2 separate regions of the Homo sapiens genome follow, and region 1 is linked to region 2. A link is an interaction called in ENCODE POLR2A ChIA-PET data of the cell type or tissue named here. Cell type or tissue: CD4-positive, alpha-beta T cell. All regions are shown on one strand.

Evidence for each region. Peaks named below come from ENCODE experiments on the same cell type or tissue, not always from the same donor. Only the 100,000 strongest peaks of a DNase experiment are listed, where the experiment ranks them.
Region 1: POLR2A ChIA-PET joins it to region 2 with 6 read pairs; 2 of 35 experiments call an interaction of 5 or more read pairs at or near these places.

What each region holds. Positions count from the first base shown.
Region 1 is chr7:35,311,305-35,315,304 of GRCh38, reverse strand. It overlaps LOC401324 (a long non-coding RNA gene), which reads right to left and starts at 1,450. Exons shown (of 3, transcript NR_038864.1): 1 at 1,365-1,450. In CD4-positive, alpha-beta T cell, no CTCF peak of the experiment used is centred here; no DNase peak of the experiment used is centred here.
Region 2 is chr7:35,689,724-35,693,723 of GRCh38, reverse strand. All of the region lies in intron 2 of HERPUD2 (HERPUD family member 2), which reads left to right. Among named protein-coding and RNA genes, the nearest start is that of HERPUD2, 3.4 kb to the left of the region's middle. In CD4-positive, alpha-beta T cell, no CTCF peak of the experiment used is centred here; DNase peaks (open chromatin) are centred at 1,513, 1,743 and 2,883; H3K4me3 peaks cover 3,856 bases; H3K27ac peaks cover 3,258 bases.

The sequences.
Region 1 (4,000 bases), 380 kb after region 2:
TCACCACCACAATCACCTCCACTATTTCACCTCACATTCCTCATAATTATCACCACTCTCACCATTACTACCACCACTACCACCACCTTGAACATTCACATCACTACTGTTAACACCACCTTTGCCATCACTACTGCCATATCTACCACCACCTCCATTATCACTACCTCCATCATCACTACTATCTCCACCATCATCACTACCACCAGGCGTCTCTGCTACCACTACCTATGAAATGTAGGCTGGAAAACAAGATTTCTACTATGGGTAAACTAATCTTGAAGAGAGAGGAGGTGGAAGTCAGATGGGTGCCTGTGAATTTTCTAAGTACATCAATGTCAATAATTCTTTATAGTTATCTAGTCCTGAAAACTTAGCATCATCTTGTCCTCCATATCCAATCAGTCACTGAGTACCATACATAGTCATTTCTGATTTGCCTACATCGCTTCCTACTTTTCTATTTCTGCTGCCACCATCCCTCATTTCACAAATGGATGATCACAATTTTTTCCTAGCTGGCTCTCTGCCTCCAGTCTACCTACTCTCAAAGCATTTTTCATGTCCTGCCAAATTAATCTTTCTAAAATCTTGATTTCATTGCTTTTTTGCTTTGCTCAAAATCTATTGGCCAAATTTTCCCATCTAGAACGAAAAGCTCTAGATCCAGATTCCTTTGCCAGCCCTATTTCCTGTGACTCTCCTCCTGGAACTTTGGGCTCCTACTAGGTTGGTGTCCTCATTAGTCTTTCAAACCTAGCATGGTCAAACCTATCTCCACACCACGGCTCAAACATGTCCTCTATTTGGTCTGTCTTCTACAATCCTCTGTTTCTATACACATTCTACTTATTTCTCAAAGCTTGACTTAAAATGGGGAGATATATGTTAAAGAATCCAAAGTAGCAGATTTGTAGGATGAACAATTCTAGAGATCTAATATACAGCATGAAGATTATGGTTAATAAAATTGTATGTATTTGGGAATTTTGTTAAATAAGTAGATTTTAGCTGCTCTTGTCACAGATGTACACACATACGAGTAACTATGTGAGATGATAAATACATTAATTTGCTTCACTGTAAGTGAACATTTTACTATCTAAATGTATTCCATACCGTCACATTGTAAACCTCAAATATAAACAATAAAATGTGTTTAAAAACAACCAAACAAACAAATCTGGGCTTAAATCATATATGTATGAAATTTAAGGGATTCCTCTTAAGCATATTAGGGGACTCAGCTTTAAGATTACAGACAAAGTCCCCACGTTAGACTCTGTATCTCTTGAGTCCTAAGATGATTAAAAATCAATAAAGACATAAGCATGTAGCAGCCAAGAGAATGGGAGGATACTCACCAACATACAAGAAGTTTTAATGAATTTTCAGAAGACAGGAAGTAAATGGAGAAGCATTAGTGGCTTGCAGCAGAACAGAAGAAAGAGCAGCCTTGAAAAAGCTGCAGGAATTTGAAAGCAGCAGAACCATGTAACCCCTGGACACAGAGTCAATGCACTCAAGAATGGAAACAAGGAGCAGGGCCAAAAACCAGGGAGAGTGAGAGGACTGTCAACGAAATAGTAAACACCTCCACTCTTGCACAAAGCTCAGGCCAACAGGCATTTATTCCCAGCCAAAACACAAGGGCATTTTTCTAAAAAAAAAAAAAAAAAAAAAGAAAAAAAAGAAAAAAAGAAAAAAAAAAGAGAATAACCACAGGATACTGCTGTGGTTTGAATGTGGCCCTCGAAGTTCATGTGTTGAAAGCTTAATCCCCAATGCATCGATATTAAGAGGTGATTCGGTTATGAGGTCTTCACCCTCATGAATGGAGTTAAACGGTTACTGCGGGAGTGGTTAGTTATCATGGAAGTGGACTCCCAATAAAAGGATGAGTTCAGCCCTATTTCGTCTTCTGTCTCCTCTGGATGCCTCCTTGCCATGAGATTCCTCCAGCCCCATTAAGATGCAACGAGAAGAACTTCATCAGACGTGGCCCCTCCATCTTGAACTTCTCTGCCTCCAGATTCAAGAGCCAAATAAACTTCTGTGGCATTCTGTTACAGCAGCAAAAACATTCTAAGACAATACCTAAGGTGAATTAAGGCAGCTCCCATAGATGTTAGCACCTAGAAGTAATGCAGTCCTCATTCTGGCTTTAGGGAGGCCATCAACATGGTGATTAGCTCCTCATCTGCTCACCTTAAAAAGATGCCTGCCAGTTCAACAGGCCAAACCCAGAGAGTTCTTCATTAGCCTTCCCATTTCCCATTCTTAAATACCTATAAACACTCAAAGGCATCCCGACAGTTCAGGAAAAATAGCAGTTTGAAAGAGGAAGCCCAAGAGAAACTGAATAGGAGCATCATTCAAGTTCAGTGATTTGTTTTTTTTTTGTTTGTTTGTTTGTTTTTTTTTGAGACGGAGTCTCGCTCTGTCGCCCAGGCTGGAGTGCAGTGGCGGGATCTCGGCTCACTGCAAGCTCCGCCTCCCGGGTTCACGCCATTCTCCTGCCTCAGCCTCCCAAGTAGCTGGGACTACAGGCGCCCGCCACTACGCCCGGCTAATTTTTTGTATTTTTAGTAGAGACGGGGTTTCACCGTTTTAGCCGGGATGGTCTCGATCTCCTGACCTCGTGATCCGCCCGCCTCGGCCTCCCAAAGTGCTGGGATTACAGGCGTGAGCCACCGTGCCCGGCCGTGATTTGTTTTTAAGAACAAAATCTAATTAGTAGGCACACTGGGATTTAAAGAGCTATTTAATCCATAGATCAAGAATAGGAAACAATCAAAGAAATGACTAGTGTACATAAGACATTAGTTTTGGAAATTAAAAATATGATTGCTGAAATAAATATTTTAATAGAAGAGTTGGGGAGCAGAGATCTAGAAAACCTCTCAGAGCATAAAAGCAAAAAGTTGAAGGGATTAAAAACTATGAGCAATAAAAATAAGAGATAACAGGAGCATCAAACCAGGAAGTCCAACACCCAACCAACAGAAGTGCAAAATGAAAGATGCCAAATGAATTCAGAGGAGACAATTGTCAAAGAAACAACCAAAGACATTTCCCAGAGCTAAAGGGAGAAGTGAATTTCAAATTGAAAATACAAAATGGATGGAATAACAACGACTTGCACCTAGACATGTTATTGCTAAAAATGATTCTTTTCATTTATAAAGTCTTTATAAAACACATTAAAATAAAACTGAAGTTTACAGGAAAAGAAGTGGAGGTTTAAACATAACATAGTTATGTATAATTTTGATATGTATGTATAAATTTGATATATAATATATAAAGAATATATTATATCTTATATAAAATATATAATATATAATTATATATTATATATTTATATTATATATAATGTATAATTATATATTATATATAATATATAACACATATATAATATATTATATATAATATATATTTTACGATATATAATATGTATACTATATATAAAATATAAAATTATAATATAATATATTTTATATATAAAATATATTATATTATATATAATTATATTATAATTTTATATTTTATATATATTTTATATATAACGTATAATATATATTATTATATGTTATATATAAAATATATAATTATATATATTATATATTATATATGTTAATATTATATATGTATTATATAATATTATATGATATATGTATTATATAATATTATATTATATATGATATATTAATATCATATGATGTATTATATATTATATTATATATTAATATTATATTATGTATTATATAATATATTATATATTATATATTAATATTATATTTTAATATTATATTATATTATATATTACATAATTATATAATATATGATATAATTATATAATATATAGTATAACAATTATATATTTTATTATATATTATATATTATGTTACATAAAGATATATTATATAAAAATGTAATTATATATTATATATAAATCTTATATATAATATATAATATACTATATATGTTTTTATTTAGT
Region 2 (4,000 bases):
GGAGGTTGCAGTGAGCCAAGATCGCACCACTGCCCTCCAGCCTGAGTGGCACAGTGAGACTCTGTCTCAAAGAATTGGCAGGCATGGAAAAGGGACTACTTTCTTTGGACTTAAAGTCATCAACCTAATATGCGAGTGAGAGATATATCCTTTCTTAAAAAAAAAAAAGATAAAGCACTACAACCCGTATCAGAGCTTTTATTGCTTATTACACTAAAATTCCATTTTACTTTCAACACTTGGCCCAGAAACTTAAACAGAAATTGAAGATTTTTTTTTCTTAGAAATAAGTATGTGTCCCCTATAAAAATTATACTTTCAAGGTTACTATATATGTTTCAAGGACCAAAGAATTATAAGTTGTAGATTCGTTTTCACCACAACCCCTTTCAACATTTTTCTCCTGTAGAGGATACATGGACATTAGTTTAAAAGAGAACTGCCCTCCACCCCACCACCATTTGGTGCATCCCTCTCATATGGCTTTTCCATTCTGTGTTCCATTCTGAATCATAACTGGATATTGCAGAGATAATAAATAAAATATAGACAGTACAGCTCCATCTGTCCCCAAAGTCAGATTTGAAAGGCCGTGGTTGGTAATCAAGGAGTCTTGGAATAGTTTAGAAAAGAAGTATACCGTCATGTAGAGTACTGTATATGAAAGTGAGGCTTTCGCATTCTCCACTGTATACATTTTTTATTCTTGAATAAGTAGTGTTTAATTACTAAAACTTTTGTTTAATAAAGAGGGTCGGATTTTAGGGTGGGAAATAACTTTTGGCATCAGGTACATTTAAGCATGGATCTGTTGGAAGGCAACTATGCTTTCTACACTTAACACTTGTTTTATGCACCTAAGTTAAGGAAGACACTTGATCTATATTACGATATTAATGAATTATGAGCATTTCAGTGTTGTAGTATTAAGTTTAGTTAGGCTTTTAGACTTGCAGAAGAACCACAGAAATAGGACGGTTATTGCAAAAACAGGAGGTTTAGAAAAACAACTCTTAATCGGCATTAGCTGTGTTTATCAGTACTTTGTGATACAAATATTTTTAGTAGGAGGGAAAAAAAACCCTGAGGAATTTAAGTACTTAAACTAGTTAGAGCCCCTGTTTATTCACATCTTTTGTTTGAAAGTTAAGATTTACACAGGGAGTAAGAATCTGTTTGAAAATACCTTGATTACAAAAGATTTCCTGTTGCATATGATTAGTTTCACACATTTTTGAAGTGGAAAATAGGTTTTTAGGATAGTCAATTGAAAGTCATAGACTTCCATAATACTGTTCATAGCAAATATATGCTCTGGTATGTACGTAGGCGAGATCTTTACATTGTACTATTAAACCAAAAGGGACCTAGTCTGCAGTTTATAGACTTTTTTCTAAAGCTTTTTTAAAAAAAAGTACCTGAGACGGGAGTGGGAAGCCTGTCTGCCTTATCTACCCATGAAGAGGCCTGCTTTTGGCAGGAGGTCTGCCTGTGCAGCACTGATCACTAGTGGAGGATGTCAGTGCCGCTGTGCATTAGTTAGCTGTCTGAGGATGAGATCTGTTACAGAACTCCTTCCCAAACTGCCTGCCTCCTGTAGCCACACTGGAGACACTTTTGGAGGCTAAACCAAATACTATGCAGCCTATTAATGATTAACATGGCAAACCTTTTTTTCTCCTTTGACAAGTTTTCTTTAAGTGAATTGTAATGTCTGACTTTCATTTCTAGGTTGAGTGGGTGGAGCTCTGGAGCGGTGGGGGTATGTGTGTTTATCGTCATAGAATTTCACTGAAAACTTTGTATAGTTACTAGATTTAGTAAGTTTACATTCTTATCACGTGAGAATTGATTTGAAGCATCACAGTTGTTGAGCAGCAGTTTAATGGTATCGCAAAGCCATAGGTAGTCCTCAGCATAGGAGTTGGAGTCCTAAAAGTTTACTTTGTAAGGTCATTATTTAGAATTCAGCACAGTTTGCTATTAAGTAATATTATAAAGGAAGTTTAGGTTTTTCTGACCGCCTGCAATGACTAAACATTGATTCTGTGTTTTAGTTTTCAAGTGCTGTTATGTTTAACAGAGATAATTTCTTGTGCATCTTCCTTGCACATATGCCTACTTTCATTATCAGTGTGTGGACTTAGCAGAGTAGGGCTCCAGTGCTTTGTAGGAACAGGAGTGCCCCAGTAAGTAAAAAGTTGATGGCTCTCATCAACATTGCTCTAATTGGATCTGATGGGTCAGGAGTAGGTGGAGGGACTTTGTTCCTGTGGGCAGTGGCTTCTAGGAAAATAAATTGGTGCTGCTAGAGGGGAAAGAATGGAAATTTGAGATTGTCCTTTTAGGATCCTACAAAGATAGGTCATATGTCTATATGCTGTTAATGGAATTCTGGCTGAACTCTATGAAGTTGTAAAATCTTGGGATCCTAGCTTCATGGTCAGATATTGATTTGACTAATCACAGTCTCCATATGGGTATATTAAATTCACTTCTCCCTCCCCTAGCAAACTTAGAACAAATGTACCCCTCCCCCTCAAAGCACATTTTTTTGGGTCTTCATTTATTTATATAACTAGGATTTTATTGGCCTAGCATTTGAATATTTATGCTAAGTGTGAAGATGATGGTAAGAGTCCTTTGCTTTTGTGAAGCTCAGATCCAGTGACATGTAAGTAAATAAGCGTAATAGTATGTGACTAGTATTATACAGGAGGGATGTTCTGTGTGTTGCATAGGAACACAGGAAGGGAATGATCATCTCTGGAGTAGGGGTTAGGGGAATGTGTAGCTGTTTCAAGAAAAGATTCACGGGGACATTTAAGTTTTCTTAAAGAGTTGATTACAGTTTTAAGCAGACAAGAATCAGACTCTGATAGCTTCCTTTTTTATACCGTTCTTTTTTTTTTTTGAGACGGAGTTTCGCTTTTGTTTCCCAGGCTGGAGTGCAATGGCGCTATCTCGGCTCACTGCAACCTCTGCCTCCCGCCTTCAAGCAATTCTCCTGCCTCAGCCTCCCAAGTCGCTGGGATTACAGGCATGTGACACCACGCCCGGCTAATTTTGTATTTTTAGTAGAGATGGGGTTTTACCATGTTGGTCAGGCTGGTATCAAAGTCCTGACCTCAGGTAATCCACCCACCTCGGCCTCCCGAAGTGTTGGGATTACAGGCATGAGCCACCACTCCCGGCCTTAACTATTCTTTTGGAGTTAATGTTTGCACTGATGACTTTGTTTTATATTAGTATATTACTTAGTAATACAGTATTAGGTAAAAAGATTATAGATCCTTAATGATCTGTGAAGGGAAAGGTGTTTTCTGGTTAGGAATTTAGGCAGTTGCCATATTTGTGAAAATGTTCACAAAGTCATAATTAAAAACCTCGGATGTGGAGTTGAGCTGTTTTGGAGTTAACTTTGAATGATATTGATAATTGGTTTAAGACTTGGTTTAGGAAATGGGAAGTGCACTAGTTTATATTACAGAATATATAGATAATTGTGAGTTGTAATATGACATTTGACATCACTTCATGACTAGTTTTTCAGATCCTGAAATTGGGCTGCACTGTGAAATAATTCTAAAATTTAGGTAATTGCTGTTTGGTGGTGAAGATACTTGGCAAGAAGACCACTTTTACTTGAGTTTCAGACTTTAATCTGAGTTTAGACTTAGTTATTATAGATGTAAATACCAAAACGGTTGATAATAGATGGATCATCCTAGAGAAAAATTTTAAAAATATGAATATCCAAGTCCACTTAGGTACCTTTCTCATTCTCTTACTATATCTGTTCTCATGAACAAGCAGTCACTAAGATGGACCTGACTCACTCTGAATTCAGTTTTGAAGGCAAACCTTTTTGGGGCTTGCATGGCTTGGCTCTCCATTTTTCAGTCTTGGGGTCAAAATACCTCTGATTGTGTCCCTCAGTTCTGGGCAGATTTCCTCTGTCTTTGCTGTTCATACTGTTAAACCAAAGCAGTCATTTTCT